Regions from separate parts of the Homo sapiens genome. Here region 2 is linked to region 1. Evidence: read pairs that join two places in POLR2A ChIA-PET (ENCODE). Cell type or tissue: A673. All regions are shown on one strand. Each heading gives the region's core, and the rest is flanking DNA. Links, peaks and the distances in the headings are about the cores only.

The links. Peaks named below come from ENCODE experiments on the same cell type or tissue, not always from the same donor. Only the 100,000 strongest peaks of a DNase experiment are listed, where the experiment ranks them.
Region 2: POLR2A ChIA-PET joins it to region 1 with 6 read pairs; 5 of 35 experiments call an interaction of 5 or more read pairs at or near these places.

The regions. Positions count from the first base shown.
Region 1 is chr3:45,469,459-45,479,958 of GRCh38, reverse strand. LARS2 (leucyl-tRNA synthetase 2, mitochondrial) reads right to left here. Exons shown (of 22, transcript NM_015340.4): 9 at 5,609-5,716; 10 at 3,332-3,491. Among named protein-coding and RNA genes, the nearest start is that of LARS2-AS1, 35 kb to the left of the region's middle. In A673, for the core only: no CTCF peak of the experiment used is centred there; a DNase peak (open chromatin) is centred at 5,938.
Region 2 is chr3:45,029,331-45,037,404 of GRCh38, reverse strand. CLEC3B (C-type lectin domain family 3 member B) reads right to left here. Exons shown (of 3, transcript NM_003278.3): 2 at 6,480-6,578; 3 at 1,334-1,881. The coding sequence ends at 1,481. It also overlaps the pseudogene RNU5B-3P. Among named protein-coding and RNA genes, the nearest start is that of CLEC3B, 7.1 kb to the right of the region's middle. RefSeq lists enhancers at 2,130-2,189, 1,661-2,308, 2,360-2,429, 2,309-2,958. In A673, for the core only: no CTCF peak of the experiment used is centred there; no DNase peak of the experiment used is centred there.

The sequences.
Region 1 (10,500 bases), core at 4,422-6,921:
TCAATAACAACAGAGTTCCAAGTTGTCCTTTGGAGAGACCGCATCTGCCCTTTCAGCAAAAAATGCATTGTGTAGATAGTTGGTGACTCAGAGCTGAAGTGTGTGGTTCCAAAGCCCCAGGGTTTGAATATTTTAATATTAGGAATGCAAGAAAAGATTTCAGGAAAAGACAGAACAGCTTCTAGAATTCTGATCATATTTCCCCATTGATGCCTTTTATGGCTTCTAGTTCCTATCAAGTGAGAGCTTACATAACATGACTTAAGTCAGATTTGGTCAGCTGAGAGAAGGAGGCGACGTCAACGATTATGGAAATAAACTAAATTTCAAGAGCTCTAGGGGAGCACCTTGCTTTTTTTCCTCTCTTAAAGGAATCTGTGCCAAATTAAGGATGCTAAGCACAAAACAGTACATTTAGTCAATAACATCGGCAACCCAGTTGGCCAGCTAGAAATCAAGAAATCATCCAGGGATCCTCCACCCTCGCAGCCTTCCACAGACTTCTCAGACCTGTTCCCTCCCTCCATCCTGATCCCTGCTGTTCTGGGGGCCTCGCCATCTCTTTCCACAATTAATGGGGTCAGCCAGCCTGCCACTCTAGCATCACCCTGGCCACATGTGTCACTCTCCTCCACAGGGCCCCTCAAAGCTTCTTCTCTACCCACAAGGTCCTCCAAGACCACCTTGGCTGACAGCCCCAATACAAGCTCTGCCAGGAAGGCTAAACTTACAAAGCTTACGTGACCTTCCTTAAGTCATATGGATGGCTCTAGGACCAGAATCTTGGTCATCTCAGGCCAAATCAGGAGCCGATATGTAGAAACAAACTTAGCAACTACAGGAGCTCATGTTTGAGAATTGAAACTCCTGCAAGTGATAAATTTAGTCACAACTGTGTGCTGCCATGACACTCGGTGGTCACTGCTTCAACACAAATCATCCTTAAAATCTGACATTCAATGAAAAAAAATGAGGTGGTCAGCAATGGTAAATGACAGCAGTGATACAACATCCTGGTTTAAAATGTAATCCCAAAGGCCAGAAGAGGCATAAATCATACATTCCTAGGTAATCTGAATTCATCTTTTGGGAACATTGTATTACACTCAATGCACTGTACTGGCCTTCTGTGACTATGATGTCAAAAATCCAGGGACGTGATGTGCAAATTAATTTAGAGATTTTGAATATATTGACATCTGCAAAAAGAGTATTTCTACTCTGAAAATTAGAATTGGAAAATTTTACTGCCAAGTGTAATGTTCCATTTGGAATAATTTCAGAGATTATTAAAAAGAGGGGAGAAAGTAACTAATGAGCCCTTCAAATGGAACATTACACTTGGCACTAAATTTGCCAAAATGAAATGACTAGGCCAGGTCAGGTGTGTCGATATCCATGTGTTCATGAAAACAGTGCTGTTTGCGTGTACTAAAAAAAATTTCTCCATTTCCTACATATGAAAATGTTTTGAATTTATACAGTGCCTTTCATCTCAGGAACTCCATCCTCTATAATTTGTTAGCTCATTAACAAATCATAGCTCCCCTATTAATAGTACCTTATTTTCATTTGTGTCCCCAAATTTAGCCATAAGAGAAAATGTAAGGGCTAGAGATGTTTACATGTTTTAGTTTTTCAATTTTAGATATTATTCAGCCACCATAGCCCTCAAGGAATATCAAATTGCTCATGAGAGTAAAACTATGAGATTTCCCTTTAAACTAAACAGTTGAAACATATCCAGTTTTTCTTTTGAGCAAGGAAAGAAAATAAACCTGAGAGAGACAGCTATATTGGGCTTTATAAGCATGCATAGAAATTTTAACTCAAAAGACTCTTTTCTCTATTTCAATACATATTGCAAAGAGGTGAAACTGAGAGGTGACATCTGCCTTGTGTGGGGCGAGTGGCATATGCATCTGGCTGTCCTCTGTTCTGCCTCTCTGGGGCATCCAGTTAAGACTGGAATGGCTCATCTATGCCCCACCAAGAGTGCATGCAGCAGGCTCTTTAGAAAGTGCTCACTGATTTGAATCCGGCTTTAATGGTCTAAGTAAACAAAGTCTTAAGCAGAGAGAAATTGGGATGACATTGTCTATCTCTCCAACCTAGTATTAGGAAATGTTTCATTCTGGTCATTTCAGAGATGGCAACTTAATATCATCATCCAAAACATTTTTTTAGTCAAATGCTATTTCAGACCCCAATAATTCAGATTGTATACTTTGGGTTGAAGTTTATAGTTCATGAAAGAGAATAGGGATGAGATATTTGTGGAAATATTTAAATTACTTCAGAGACTTATTTCTAACTTAGAATGGATTTCTTTTTGTCTACCCAGGCTTCATATCCCCTTATCTGGTAAGAGCCCTCAAGTTTGTTTTGGAGAGCTCCCCCTCCCTCCCTGGGGACAATCTTTGTGGTCTACCAAGGAAGGTGCCTGGCCTCTCTTTGCCAAGAAATAGGCTGGGGGCCCCAGTTACAGCAGTCAAACACCTTTCCCTGCAAGAGGAGTCTTGAACCAAGTGCTTCAGGCACTGAAGGCGGTGTTAGAGTAGAATTACTGACAGTGGCACTCAGGGGACTGTCTGTGAGTTCCTGTTCTCCAAACTCTTGGGGCTGCACTCTCCAAGTCCCCCTTCGGACTGCCTCTTCAGCTGTTCCTCTAGCAACGGGCTTCCCCACAGCCTTCCAATGTGTTCTCCTTTTCCTCTGGGTTAGTCAGAGATGGAATCTGTTGCTTGCAACCACAGAATCTTCAAATCTTCACAGACCAAGTACAACTTGATATGCCGATTCTAGGTCAGCTTGATCCATTCATAAAGCAGGTATGTTAAAACTCTGTATGGAGCAGGACACTGCTCAGATGACCACATGAATTCTTTAAAACAATAAAATTGAGTTGGAAAAGTTTGCTCTCATTCTTACTGGCTTCCCTTTGGTCTCTGACAGTGTAGTTTTAGTTGATGGTGAAATTATAAATTATGAGAAGATTCTATTCCTAATAGAATAGATTCCTATATCTTCTCCTAATTTATAACTAGGAGAAAAGAACTTTAGATTATACTGAAAGGGAGAGAGCTGAGCTTTCAATCAGAAGCTCAAGACACAGACAAACTAGTATCTCATGGAGAAACCAGAGGTAATAAAAATATTTTCAGAGCTCTTTTTTATCCTCATGTTTCAAAATAAAAACATAAAAAATCAGGCTAAGGCAAAGAACAACCCACGCAAGATGACATAGAGGAAAGGACCTTGAACTCTGGGAGGCGCCATCCAAATGTAAGGTAGCAATCCTACCACCTGAGCCGTTAACTTGCCAGCTCACCTTTGCCAGGGACAAGGGCCATCCTCAAGGCTTCCTTCAGAGAGCTGTGCCCATGTAGGAGTCTGTGGCTGGGCGAGATGGCCACGTGGGAGGTGCCATAAATGGCTTCAGGGGTGGCCGTATAGGCAGTCAGCTTTTCGCCCGTGGCTTGCCCATGAACCTGGTGATAGGAAAGAAGAGTGATGTCATTTCTCAGTCCTCCCTTTGGGCTGTGTTGCTCCCTAACTGTATCCCCTTCCCCTTCCCTCCTCATTCCCCAACAGTGACCACAGCTCTGACCACTGGGCCAGGGGTGTGGGGATTGAGATGGTGCCTGGAAGAAGCTGAGAAGAGGATCACAGTTCCTCTTTCAGAAACACCCCCTACCACTTGCCCCACACCAGGCATGCAGGCATTCCCAAGTTGAAGGTGGTCCAAGAATGCTCAGAAAGATACTTTCCTGGTTTTTCTGGCTCCTTTGTTTACAAATCAAAAATAACTATTAGTGTTATAGTGTTTGTGTTCTGAGAAAGAAGCTATATTTTCTTCAAGGATATAAGGGTACGGTAAAAAAAAAAAAAAAAGGCATCTACTTTTCTAACAAGAAAAACAGGTGCCAAGGTTATTACTGCTTTGAAGAGAGAAAGGATGGCCTGAGCTGAGTTCATGACTATGAGTCCCTAGAGCTGGTTAAAATGCCTTTTAAGGAAGAGGCACACATTAGCCATCCACTGAGTGCCAAATAATGTGACAGACATGGAGGACACAGAGTGGACAGGTGCTACTTCCTTCATGCATTTATTCAAACACATTGACAGAGTGCCAATAATGAACTAAAAGACAGTCTACCACTTGGCCTAACTGCCAATTAGGTGTCACCTATGGAGCCAGAATTGGGGACACAGAGGCATAGATGTGGTCTACCCTGTAGGACTGAGATGCTTCCTTCCTGAGACACTATGTTGCCCCATCTTATTTTCAGGTGGTTCCAGGAATGGAGATAAAAACATGTTCACAGTAAAATGTTGGGCAAAGAAGAAAGTGTAGAAGATATTCCACACACAGTAGCTGACAGGCCCAGAGACCCACACCGAATGCTAGTTAAGAAGCAAAGGCCTTCAACATGAGGACCAGACTCAGGCAAATGCAAAGGCCCTGAAAGAGATGGCCTTGCAGATTTAAACACAAGTCACAGCAGGACTGAATTTCAGAACTCTCGCCACCTTCTTGGGAAAGCGGTAAGAGGAAAAGCTCAGTCCAGGATTTGTATTGAAATGTTTCCAAAGTACACACTCCCTTATGGGAGGCTTTCCATGTTTGCAGTTGGAGTAAGTTGGATCACTTTTGTGAGGAGGCTGCACAGGGAATTATAAGCTGAGTGGCAAGCGGCAGGTGCTTGCAGACACCAGGTATGGTTGTCAGCAGGCAAGAGTCTAGAAAGGAAGGCCAACTTTGTCTCAGCTGCTGCTTCCTCCTCCTAAAGGTTTTGACGGGGACGAAAGTGAGGGCAGGTTTGACGCTAAATGAACAGAGCAGAAAAGTCTTGATGACAGAAGGAGAAATCAGAAGGATAAAAAAAGAATGCCCAGGTAAAAAAAATATCAATAGAACAACTCTCTAGTCAGTAGAGACAAAGAAGTTTTAGGGACCCCTTCTAGAATAGGTGGGCCTTATGTTGTGACCTTTCAGCACTGTTTCCACAGCAGTTTCAAACACAATCCCTAAGCTCTAAGTCTATCTAGTTTTGAAATGATGTCACAGTTAGCTTCTGCTTCCCTGGCTTTTAATCTGCTTTGTGACATGAACCCCTTTGAGACTATAGTGAGAGTAATGGACCCATTGCTCAGGAAAATGCCCAAACATTTTGCACATAAAACTTCAGGGAGTTCATGGACCCCTGAAGACCCTCTGTGTCTGTGCTGTCCAATATGGTAGCCAGTAGCAATATGTGGCTATGAATCATAGCACTTGAAATATGGCTAATGTGTACTATAAATGTAGAACACAGATTTCAAAGACTGTACTAAAATGTAAACTCTTTCTTTAATAAATCATTTTTTATTGAGCCCATCTTTAAATGGAATCATTTTGGTTGTAATGGGTTAAATAAAATATGTTATTGAAATTCATTTCACCTGTTCTTTGCACTTTTAAAAAATGTGGCTACTAGAAAATTTAAAATTGTACACGTTTGGACTGTGGTGCTGTGGAGTCCCAAGTTGCTGGTTTACTCAGTGAGTCCCAAATGTAGAGGAGATTTGTGATCATGAATTGCTGGAGCTGCTATTACTTAATCACCTTTAATGTGAAGTCCAGGTGGCAGCCCACACAGTCCCCAATCCAGTGGGCTTGCATGCCTTTTATTCCATACCATTCTGGAAGGTCTGCCAACGCGTCCTGCATGGCCTGTGCAAATGAAAGGAGAACAAAGAAGTAGAGGCACAAGGCTTATTTAAGAAAAAGCAAATGATTTGCAGCTTGTTAAGGTAGGAAAAGCAGGGACACTAAAGAAGATCCAGGATTTAGCTCTCTCCTTGTTCACTAAGTCAGAGGAAGCCAGGAAAGGTTAGAAACAGATGCATTCATTATGACTCAGTTCAGTGAGATGGGTTTGACCGATTTCGCTGTCCCAAGGGAGTCACGGTTTCACGGAAAGAAGAAAATTAACAAACAAAGGTCATAATTCACATCTTTGGCAAGTGTGTCTAGTACATTCTCTCCCATAGTCTAGGAACTAAAAAAATTAAGTTCAAGTTTATGAATTTTGAAACCCTAAGTCATTCATGAGTGTTCCACAACTAAACAATATCATACATAGGACATTATAAATTTTATCTTTGCATTTAAAAAGTATTAATTTTATAAATATATAAGGGAAACATGACATTAATTTGTATAAACATTTGGCTACAGCACAAAGATTCCTATGTTAATGTGTGATAAAAAAAAAAAAAAAACAACAACAGGCCAGGTGCAGTGGCTCACGCCTGTAATATCAGCACTTTGGCAGGCTGAGGTGGGCGGATCACCTGAGGTCAGGTGTTTGAGACCAGCCTGGCCAACATGGTGAAACCCCGTCTCTACTAAAAATACAAAAATTAGCCAGGCGTGGTGGTGCTTGCCTGTAGTCCCAGGTACTTGGGAGGCTGAGGCAGGAGAATTGCTTGAACCCTGAAGCAGAGGTTGCAGTGAGCCGAGATTACACCACTGTACTGCAGCCTGGGTGACAGAGCAAGACTCTGTCTCAAAAAAAAAACAAAAAACAAAACAAAAACAAAAACACACACACACACGCACCCAAAGCATCTTTCATATTTGTCATCTATCTATGCAAACTATTGCTTTAAAATAATTCAATAGGCTATATACTTATATGATCACCCATATTTCATTTTACAATAAAAATGAAAAGCAACAACAATGACAAAAACATAACTGCTAAGTTTGTTATTGTGTAGGCTGCAACTCTTAATCCCACAGTGCTCCTGATCTGAATTCAGAAAGTATGGCACAGGGAAATGTTGGCCTGTGATCTCTATGGCTCTAATGCAAACTCTGATTTTTCTTTATATTCCACACAGGGCCTGGCCCAAAGCCTACAACTGTGCCTTATCTTGGGCAAATGCTCATTAAATTACCATTTAATTCCCTGTACTCAAGGGAGAGAATTAGAGAGCAGTACTACAGAAGCAGATCCCCAGGCATCTGGGAAGGGAAGTAATAACCTTTGCAGAATACTTCCTAAGTACCAGGCACTTTTATGTATGTTGCCTCATTTAATCTTCACATCAACAGCACAAGTCAAGTAGTAATACTCCACATCCCAGATGAGGAAACAAGTCTCAGAACTTTTCCCCAAGTCACTCCACAAGTATGGGATAGAGCTGTGGAAGCAACACTTGAAGCAAGATGTAGCTGACTCCCAAGTCCATATTCAGTCTGATACTCTGCTATGCAATTACTACTTTATAACAACAGTTCTTAAATTCAGCTTTCCCATATCTGTATTTCAGATGGCTTCAGCTTATCATACTCTAACTAAAAGGCATGTATTAGAGATCCATCTGCTTCTATTATCTTATTTATATTTTTATTTTATTCCTAGAAGGAAGACTCTGGTCATAGAGCCATGGGGCTGACATTGTCATCAGAATCCTCTCTCTTTATAGATGAGGACAGACAGGCCCAGGAGAGAGCAATCTGCCCCATATCACTCAGCTAATTGGAACCAGGCCTGAGACCACTGTACTCAGGTCTCTTGGTTCATTACTCGCTTGAAAGGGGACAAACTTGCCACCACATCCCACTCCCTTCCCCACTGACACTAAGGAGTATAACCAGTCATAGGCTCAGTACAGTTTCAGAACACTGTAGGGTGACCCAGAGGCACAGGATCAACTGGCTTAAATGCCACACCAGATTGAGAGGCTGGAGATGCTGGTACCAATGGCAGCAATGGCTTAACCAGACCATTTTGGGAAAAGATTGTGGCTGTGCCCTTGTTCTCCCCTAATTTCTGCCTGAGCTTGGATCCCCGGCATTCTCATTCAACTGTGAGTAACCTGATTCTCTTCTAATCAATTCCTCCTTGGCTTAAGTTAATCAGAGTAACTTTATGTTGTTTGCAACCAAGTTGCCTAACTAACATCAATGGATTATAAAAGTTTCAACATCCTGATACATATATATCTATATTAGCTGATACAGTAATGCCTCGATGTCATTGTAGCAAAAGTAGATCTTGAATATGTTAATTATATACTAATATGTTAATAAACAATTAATCTTCTAATAAAATTAAGTACTCTAGAATGCTTTTCAATTTTTAGAGCAATGTAGGGGGTCTTAAATGTCAACGAGCACGCAAGTATATTATAAACTTTGAAAATGACCAATAGCTTTTCCTCTCCAAAGACCAATGAGGCTCCATTTAACTTCCAAGCAAATCCATATGTGGTCTAATGGGATCTGATGTCTTTCCATCATATCAAATCCACATTACATGATCTGAAAATTGGCTCAATCTCCCTGACTAAGTCCAATTCTGATAGCACTTTACGTCCATTCCTTTACCAGCATTACCGAGCCACTAGTGTATTCACCCTCTCATTGTGCTTTTTCTTCTAGATGTAATCGTCAAGGCTGGGAAACTTCTTATGGAGGTACCTTGCTTAAAATATTCAGATCTTGATGAGGATGACAGATTCAAATAGGATGAAATGTGAATGTTTTCATATGCTAATTCTGGAACAATGCCTGCTTAAAACCTAACCAAATCTATGAATATTGTGAAAAACCAAAAGAAATTTTTAAAATTAACTAAATGAAATCAACATCTCGAACAACTCTGCAAGCTCTTTTCGGTCCCCACTGTATAATAAACACATGATTCATGACTGTTTTCTGATGAACAGGGCTTCAGAAAGTACCTTTTCCAATAGCTGCTGATAACCTTTCCTTCAATCCTGGGCTGGCCCAGAGCAGGGCTCCACCAGAATAAGATGTGAGTAGTTACGGTGCTACAGCTGTTTAAAGAGCTATTTTTGTTTTTTTGGGGTTTTTGTTTAGTTTATATCCTTCTTTTTTTTTTTTTTTTTTTTTTTTTTTTAGTGTTGTAATTACAGTGATAGATGGTATTCGCCTCATTTCATGTCTTTACATCTGGCAGACAGGACTGGTACGTGTACCTCTTCCATATACTGGCCAATCTTAAAATCCCACTGGCTCACAGAATCCAAAAACCTGGGAAAATATCAGGTTTTTAGATTCTTTTTAAAAGTGCTATGAAACCTTTTTCAAATCGAATCTGAGGGAACCCAATATGTAAGAGTTGAAAGAAATGCCCTTTCTCTCCTCTAATTCCTCAATACTTCCCTATCGACTCCCAAGGCTTTGAAACACTTTGGAAATCATTAACTTATTCAATGCCTCTCATTTAATAAATTTTAAAAATGGGGTTGAGAGGTCATGTGATTTCCCTAAACTCCATCAGCAGCAGATCCAAGATAATGAATTATCCAGATCTTCTGATTATAAAGTTTCCCTGTGGTTGCCATTTGGCCTATATAGAAGTAATGTGGTTTGCAAAGGGGCCTTAAATCCGTTTGTGCTAGGATGTGTCTGAAAAGACTGCCACTGTCACTCTAGGGTACACCATCTGAACGAAGATGTTTGAAGAAATTGAAACAGAACTAGGCATTCATGAGTCAAGATGAGCCAGTGTTTAAGAACATGCACCAATAAAAGATGGGCTGAAGTAACATCCAATCAAAAAGGTTTTACTAATACAAAATACAATCAGGAATAAGAGAGAGAAACATTAAAACTAAAAAGCTGGGGATAAAAAGAGGATTAAATATAACGCGGCTAATATGACTTTCTCTTCAAAGAAGCAGAAGTAATGCTAAGAATAAATCCATACTTCCTAAGACAGAAAGTTGAGCTGAAGCATTAAGAACAAGGTACGACATGACCACAAATGAGAATTCTAGAAAAAGTGGGTTTAAAACATGATACGTTTTAGAAGACCCAGGTAAAAAAAAGTGCAAGCAAACTGAGAAGTACAGACCCTGTAAAACAAGTGGATGTATTAGCTACTAAGGGAAGGGTGGATAATCAAAAACCTTAAGAGCTGGACACAGATTTGAGAGAATGGAAGACACAAGATTGAACAACAACATCTAATTAAAATGTACACTTTTTAAAAGCTTGACACTTAGCATACTTATAAATTGGTATGATTTGATTTGCAATTATTTTTGAATTATGATTTATATATATTTTTCTAAAACTTACTCTTGTTGCCAAAATTTCTTTTTTTGGTGGGGGGGGAGGCACAATATATAATTAAGTTCTAAAAAAGGAAAACCAATTATGAAGGCAGCAAGATGTTTAAAAATATAGACATTCCCTCTAGAATGTGCTGGAGGAATGACCTTTCTCTCGCACTCTAGTCCCCTGTCCTGCTTTGACTCTGGCATGAAGATTTATACATTAAAAAAACCCGGCCGGGCACAGTGACTCACCCCTGTAATCCCAGCACTTTGGGAGGCCGAGGCGGGCGGATCACGAGGTCAGGAGCTTGAGACCAGCCTGACCAACATGGTGAAACCCCGTCTCTAACAAAAATACAAAAATTAGCTGGGCATGGTGGCAGGCACCTGTAATCCCAGCTGCTCGGGAGGCTGAGG
Region 2 (8,074 bases), core at 1,110-3,609, 440 kb after region 1:
GATGAAAAGAATCCAAGACTCGGAGTTACAAGATGTAGATTTCAGTCTAAGCTTTGCCTCTCGCTTGCTGAGGGGTCTGGAACATACCACATCACTCTTCTGAAGCAGTTTCTGGGCTTATGCCAATGGATCTCATCACCTCCTCCAACAATCGTTGAAATTGTTGAATTTCAAGAGGTCCTTTCTGTGATGATGAGGAACAGGCTGCCTGGCATGAAGTACGTACATAATTCTCTGTAAGCTGCCTCCCCCAACCACCCCATCTCAATCGATCAAATCAAACTATCATCCACTTATTATTACTGAAGGCGAGACACACTAGAAGACAACCAGAGAGAAAAAGTTACTGCAGAAGCCCAGACAGTGGAGCACTGGCGGTGGCTGAAGGATAAGGAAGACTCCCCCAGGAGGGGTCACTAGAGCCAGGCCCACGATGGCTGGGTGGGCCAGGTCAGGCCAAGAGCTGGCCAACAGCCTCTGAGGACCACTGGGCCACTTCTCTGATGTTTTATTTCAGTGACGTTCTGGCCACACGAAGCAAGCATTGCAGTGGTGGTGGAAAGGCCAAGGCCTTTGGAAACAGCCCTGGGTTAAATCCCGGCTCTGCTACTTACCAGCTTCAGGACCAGTGGAAGTCCCCAAACCTCCCTGAGTTTCAACTCACTTTGCTTATTTTAAATGGTGATAATAGCACAGCTTGTCCTGGGTGGATCACGTGAAATAAGACAACGTATTTAAAATGCCTGCGCCTGGACCCCTGAGCAGCTTTCTGTGAAGAGTGGGAAGGAAAAGGACGCACGGGTCGGGCAGTGCTGGCCGTCGTATTTGGCTCCCGGGATGTCCTGAGGAAGAAGGGGAATGCCCAGCTCCCCACTCCCCGCCGACCCCATAGCAAGAGTCAGCATGTCAGTGCCTCCCAGAAATAGATCTACAGCAGGAGAGGTCAGCAGTGGGGGCATCCCCCTAGAAATGGGGCGGGGGGTGGGGGCGATGCTGGATTCCAGCAGATGGAAACGATTCTACAAAAAGAAGCCTGGAGCTTTGAATAGAGCTGTAACGTAAATAAAATATCGTGTCAGTGTTAGTTTCCTGGCTTTGGTAACTGTGCTGTGCTTAGCAGCAGACCGGGGCGTTTTCATCTCCCTATTCTTTCCCTCCTTCCTCTCCTCAGTCCTCCGCTCATTCCCACCCTCCTGTGGCATGAAGCGCGTGTGCTCAGCTCGCCCTCCTTCACCTCCTCCCTTCTCGCCTACTTCATCACGGAGGGAGCTTTCGAACCGGCTCCTGGGACCTCCTCCCCGCCCCGCGGACACAGCACAGACTGCAGCGCCTCTCCTCTCCGCGAAGCTGCACCAACTTTATTTGCAAAAAGAGGCTCCAAGCGCACGGAGAGGATGGGGGCTGCAAGGTCCCCACCCTCCTCCCGGCCTCCCGCGGCCCCTGCCCTCCTCCAGGCCCCCCACGGCCCCCGCCCCGCCGGCTACACGATCCCGAACTGGCAGATGTAGGGCAGCTGATCGCGGCAGCGCTTGTCGAACCACTTGCCGTTGGCCGCGCCTGACAGGACCGCGCAGTTCTCGGTCTTGCCGCCATCGGGTTGCGCGGTGATCTCAGTCTCCCAGTTCTTGTAGGCGATGCGGGCGCCGGTCATGTCCACCCAGGTGCCCTCGGCCGCCATGTCGTTGAGGCCCAGCCAGATCTCGGCCTCGTTGCCCACGCTCTGGCGCAGGTACTCATACAGGGCGTCGTTCTCCGAGCCAGTCTGAGGGGTGCCCAGGGTGCCCCCGCGCGAGATGCAGTCCTCGCTGGCCTCGTGGAAGGTCTTCGTCTGGGTGAAGGCCAGAAAGCATTTCATGTGCACCTTGGTCCCCTTCAGGCAGACTGGGAGTGGGGAGAAATGGCTGTCACCGAAGGTCCCCCTGTTCCCCAGGCAAAGAGCCAACCGCCCAGGCCAAGCCCACCGTCCTCCATCCCATCCCGTTTATCCCATCAGTCCTGACAGCCCCTTAGACCCAGGCAAAAGGGGTCCTGATGGTTCATGCACTTTGAGGACCTGGCTGTGGTGGCCACTAATGTACAGATCCAGATCCCCACTCAGGAGGTCTTGGTGCTCCCGCGGCTGGGAGAAAAGGCAGCCCTTGTGCTACAGAAGCACCCAGCCCCAGCTGACACCCCTTCCCAGGCCTCCACCTCAGTCATTTCTGGCCTTTACCCACCCCATCTCCTTGGGTCACAGAGGCTGGCCTGGTGCCTGCACTGCAGCTCAGCTCTCCCTCTGCCCACTTCCTCTTCCCCCCGCCCCCACATGTGTGGCTCCTAGGGCTCACCCTAACAAATTAGCTCTGTCTCAGAGTCAGCTTCCCAGGGAGCCCAGCCACAGCCACCTGCTCTGGTTCTCCTTCCTCCATGCCCCTCCCTAAGATCAAGCAGCTTGCAGGGCCAGGGCACCTGCCCACCTACAGCCTAGGCCACACTTCATGTACCCAGGGCCCCAAATCCCTACCCAAACAGCCCAAGCAAGCTTCCAGGGCCTGCCAAGTGCCTTTTGCAGGGTCAGTTCTCCTGAGGGCTGGTAGGGTGGGGCTGAGTGGATAGAGCTGAGACTGCAAGAGAGAAGACAGGAAGTGCTGGGCACAGGCTGTGGTCAGAGGCCGGCGATCAGGCAAGGGACTCTGAGGTGTCCACAAATTCTCAGTTTGAGCCTGGCCCCAAAGGTTGTGATGAAGGCACATATTTGGTCAAGTTAGGAGGATAAAATCTATTTTTGTTTTGCAGTTTGCATTTTCAGCTTGATTTCTAGCTGAAATATCTAGACATACTCTGATTTCTCCTGAGATCGTATAAATCGTTCACCTTTTACTAAAGATTTCTGTGGAAAGGAATATCTTGACAGACAGGTGTATGTCTGCATTTGTCCTCTTGCTGGTGACCCCACCACTTTGGGGGATGTCTGCACTCCCCTCTATCCATTCCCACTCAGTTACTTCCATTTCACTCAACAAATATCAATGGACAGCATCCCAGTGTCCCCATGGGCATCTGACACCACAACCGACTTTAAACATGGGGCCTGAAGCATTACAGAGGTGTCTACCCACAGACTCTGCCCCAAGTCAGCTGTCCTACCTCGTGCTATCCTACAGCTTAGCCAAGCGGCCTTCATTGCCTTTCCTTCCTGCTGGTAACACTGACGTGCTACCTAGACTTTTGTTGGGGATGAAGGATTCACTGCCCTGGCTGCCAGGAATGCTGCAGGAAGAAAGTCCTCAGCTTTCAGCCTCCTGCAGGGACTGCCTCAGCAGAAGACAGCCATCTCTTCCAAGGCCGTGCCCCTCCCTAGAGCAGCCTACACCCAAGACTGACCCATAAGCCCTCTTGCCCCGACTCAGGACAGTGCCGAAGGGTCATCCCGTCATCAGGGCTCCTGAAGTCAGCTGAGGCTTTCGTGGCACCACAGTACAGCTCGACTTCTCCTTCTGCCCACTCCTGCTTCCTTCCATCCCTTCCCTAGCACAGGGGTTGATCCTGAGGGTATCTCCTGATAAGTCTCCTGTGGGTTAAACTCCATCTCAGAGTTGCTTCCTAGGACCCTCACCTGAACCTCCCTCCAACACATAGGTAGTCCTCAGTCAATGCTACTTCTCGTGATACTATCATTGCTGCCAACATTTTGTTGCTCTGGTCTATTCATGATCCTGTCGATTTATGCTAGTCCTCCACACCTCTGCTCCTGCCCTGCCATCTGCTTGGAATCAACCCTCTTTATCTTCTCTGATTCCTACACAGCTTTCAAGGGCTCAAGTGATTCCATGAATATATTGAGGTTCCCAGGGAGCAGGGCCCTGGCTGCATCACCTCTGCCTCCTTGTGCCTGGCAGAGATGTACCAGGTGGGAACCTCCCATGTGTATGCTGGTTGGAGGAGGGAAAGGTTGCCCCCTGATTCCTTCAACTCTGGTTAGGTCAACAGAGCTCTGCAATGCTTTGGGTGGGTTTATTGAAAAGGTGATCTTTGGGTTGTGAGGACAATGAACAGGAGAAGGCCCCAAGAAGCCCAGCAGCTTCCTAGAAATCAGCAGACATGGGGGCTTTCATATGTCATGCTTTGGGCCTCCATATGTCATGAACTTTTTTCAGGGAGGTCCCCACCTCATTACCTCACCCCAGGTGGCAGTTGATGCCTGGGTTACATTGACTTTGCACAGCACAGAGCTTAGACATGAGAGAGACCTTAGAGTTTACCCTGCCTACCTTACAGATGAGGAAACTGAGGCTCAGAGTGGCACTGGGCTCATTCTAAACATACCCGCTGTGCCAGGCACTGTTGCCTCCAAATCCCTTCTCTCTTGTCCACCTCCACTATAGAGGCTGGAAAAGCTACATTCTTGCATTCTCAGATGTTCTTAAAGCTGCAGGTGGCCATATGATAGATTTCTTGTCAATGAGATGGAAGTGGAAGACTACGTTCCCTATAAATGAGACAGATGTGGTTGGGCTACTCTTCCTCCTTCTTGCCTTGAATGCACTCATGATGCCTGGAGTTGGGGCAGCCATCTGAAGACCATGAGGTGAAACTTCTGAACAAAAACTTATAACTACCTACTTGCAGACTTACTTTTTGTTTAAGCCACTGATAGGTTTCCTATTACATGAAGTCAAAAACACCTCTGGAGATGCTCCCTTTCTCGAGCACTCTCTTCCTACCTGCCATGCCAAGCAAGCTGTCCAAAGTTACATGTTTGTCCTTCCTTCAACAGAGATTGACTGAGTGTTGCTATGTGGCAGGCACTATGCTGGGCAGGGTAGTGGAAGAGACAAGGGCAATGAAAAGCAAACATGGCCCTTGTGTTCTCAGGGCTTACTATAGTCTAGTGGAGGCAGCAGACACAAATCAGGAAATGAGTGTATCATTACAGACTGCAGTCAGTGTGATAAAAGAAAGGACACTGTTCTGGGAGAGCTTATAACTGAGGAGCTGATTGAGATGAGGGATTAGTGACTCCTGAGAAGATAATGCTGGAGGCATTTATTAGGTGGATCTTGGGGGAGCAATTCAGGTTGCCCAAACAGCACATGCAAAGGCCCTGTGGTGGGAGTGCAGAAGGATGGCAGTGTGAATGCTGAAGGAAAGCATATGAATGGGAGGGAGTGTGTAAAACCATCCGGTGAGAAGGCTGTTGGGGGTTTCTGAGGAGGCAGGCGGGGAAGGGAAGGCCTTGCAGATGGATGGGCCTTGGTCACAAAAGCAACAGGTAAGAGAGTGGCTGTGGACACAGGGTGGTTTATAGATTTGCTGAGGAGTCAAGGTGATTTCCCAGCTGATAACTCGAGGGGCAGCATAGCAGAGCTAAGTGAGGCTCTGCTCCTTTCGGCTGTCACAAGGTCCTTCTCGGTGGAAAATAAGGGTGAGGATGTAGTAACAGGACCACTGCACGGGTGTGCTGTGAATGAGTTAACGTGCATCAAGCATCAAGAACAGTGCCAGAATGTAGTGGGCTCACATGTAAATAGTCATCAGTATTGTGAGTCTGCATCAAGCATCAAGAACAGTGCCAGAATGTAGTGGGCTCACATGTAAATAGTCATCAGTATTGTGAGTCTGTGTTCTCCATAGAATGGAAGGTGAGGTCATATAAAGGTAGGTAAATCGGAGGTATGTGGAAAATGCAGACTATATGACAGGAACATGGGGAGTGAGAAACAATAGGCTGCCAGGTATGCTGGCCAGAGGGCATGACCTTACCATGCGCCTGGGCCCTGTTCTTGGTGATTCTGTGCACCCTCCCTCAGCTGGCTAGTGCAGAGCCAGGAACACCAAGGCCCAGCTTGGCACTGGGCAGCCTGCCTCCATTCAACTCTTGCTCTTCCACGAGTCAACTAACCAACGAGGTGAGTATGAGCCAGGTTCAGGACCTGTCTATGCCTCAGTTGCTGCTGACACATCTTTAAAATGGAGCTGACATTTCATGGAGCTGACAGCTCATCTTTAAAATGGAGCTGACAAATCCCACCTCAGCAGAGTTACGATTAAGAGAGACAGGGTCAGCAAAGCTGCTGACACACAGGAGTGTGGAGCTCTCTGGGGCTGCAGAGGCCAGCTGAGTGAGGGGCTCCTGGGAGCTTTGCTAGGGTGGGCCACTACCTCTGCCCCATCGAGCGCTCCAGGGTCACTTCTGGTGGGCAGTAGTGGATTCTTGTTGGAGAATTTTTTGTCCTCTTGGGACATCCCCACTTCCACACCACCCAGCTGTGGCCAGAGATTTGGCCGTACACATCCAGGTGAGTTTTGCAGACACGTGTCAGGGGATCTCCCCAAGAGAAAGAGGTGGGGCTCCCTGAACCTGGTGCCTTCACCCATAGGCCTGGACTAATGGAGCCAGGACCCTGATGCTGAACGGAGGCGAGAAGAGCATTGCTGGCTGCTGGCCTGGGCCCTTCTCTCAGACGCTCCTGCCCAGAGAGGCTACTGCCTGCACTCACCCGTCTGCAGGGCCTGCTGCTCCTTCAGCAGGGCCACCTCCTGGGCCAGGGTGTCCAGACGGCTCTTGAGCTCCTCAAACATCTTTGTGTTCACAACATCTGAAGCAGGAGGAAATATGTCAGGGTGGGGCAGGGACTGAGCAGGAAGGATCCTACCTTAGCTGCAGAGGGATGAGAGGAAAAGACTCCCCTCAACCTTGATATCTTGGGAAACTTTCTCTCTCTCTATCCTTGCTGGTGGTAGTCTAATTAACCACTTGTGACTTCTGCCAGGGGGCCCATCCTTCACTTGCTCCTGTGCTGCATTTGTTTGGGATTGTTGCTGGGGATCAGATGGGGCTGGGATTAGCAGAGGCAGGGGTGAGGGTGTAGGCACAGGCTTCAGTGATCCCCCACCACCCAGCTACCTTTTCAGCTCCAGGGAAGAACAGCACAGGAAGCACAGCAGGAGCCCTCAAGAAGCCCCCAGGTTCACTTCCCCAGGCTGGAGGAATGCGACACAGACCAGCAGGCACTCCAGCCTGGGGCACGCATATGCAGGGCTTGGAGGTGCCACAGACACGGGTGGCCTGGGCGAGCTGCTCAGCCTCTCTGGATTTGGTTCCCTCATGTATGAAGTGGATGATGACAGCCCCACCTCCTAGGACTCTGGAGAAGACTAAGAGAACTGAAACGCAGAGCTGCCTACCTCAGTGCTTGGCTGAGTGTGTGCCCATCACAGCTACTAATAAGATGAGGGCAGAAGGAACCCAGGTTTTCCACTCTTACAGAGGAGGCCAGGCTCTGGGCTAAGCCGTTCTACATGTCACCCCATGTGATGCTCATAATCAACCCTATGACACAGGTAACGTGTCATTCTGTACCACCAGCATTTCACCATGAGGAAACCCAGGCTGCCCTAAACCAACTGGCCGAGGATGGCAGAGCCCCAGCTGGCAGGGCTGGCCTGGAACCCAGGTGCACATGGCTCTGAAGCCATGCTCTTCCCCACCTTCCCCATGGCACACAAACGGATTCCTAACAGGAGCTGTCCTGCTGGCAGCCAGTCATGTAAGAGTCAGCAGGGGAAGGCGGGGAAGCATATTTCTATGTGTGTGTAAGTTGAGGGTGCCGGGAAGCATATTTCTATGTGTGTGTAAGTTTAGAGCTCCTGGGGCGGACCCTGGTCTTTCTGAAACACCAGGGCTTCAGGAAAGGCTGCACTCAGCTTGGGGAAGTGGGTGGGGAAACACTTTAATGGTCCATTTGGCTGTGTCTGCATACATTCCACACTCACAAAGAGTGAGATCAGAGCCTTCGTCCACCCATAAGGTGCCTTTGCAGAAGAATCACAGGCAAGACACATGGTTGTGTATATAGAAATTAGCGATGTAACTTACCAAACTGGAGCAAAAACACCCTGATGAGCAAGGCAAAAAAAGGGAGAGTTTGGGGCTGGCAAACCAGCCTGAGGTCATGTGTGCCTCACACAGAGACTGCCTCCACCAGTTATAGCAGCACTGTACCCAGTCACGTGATGTACCAGCATAGGGTGCCATGTGAGGCTGTGCAAGGGGGCACTGAAGAAGGGCATTCTGCTGAGGGACACATGAAGG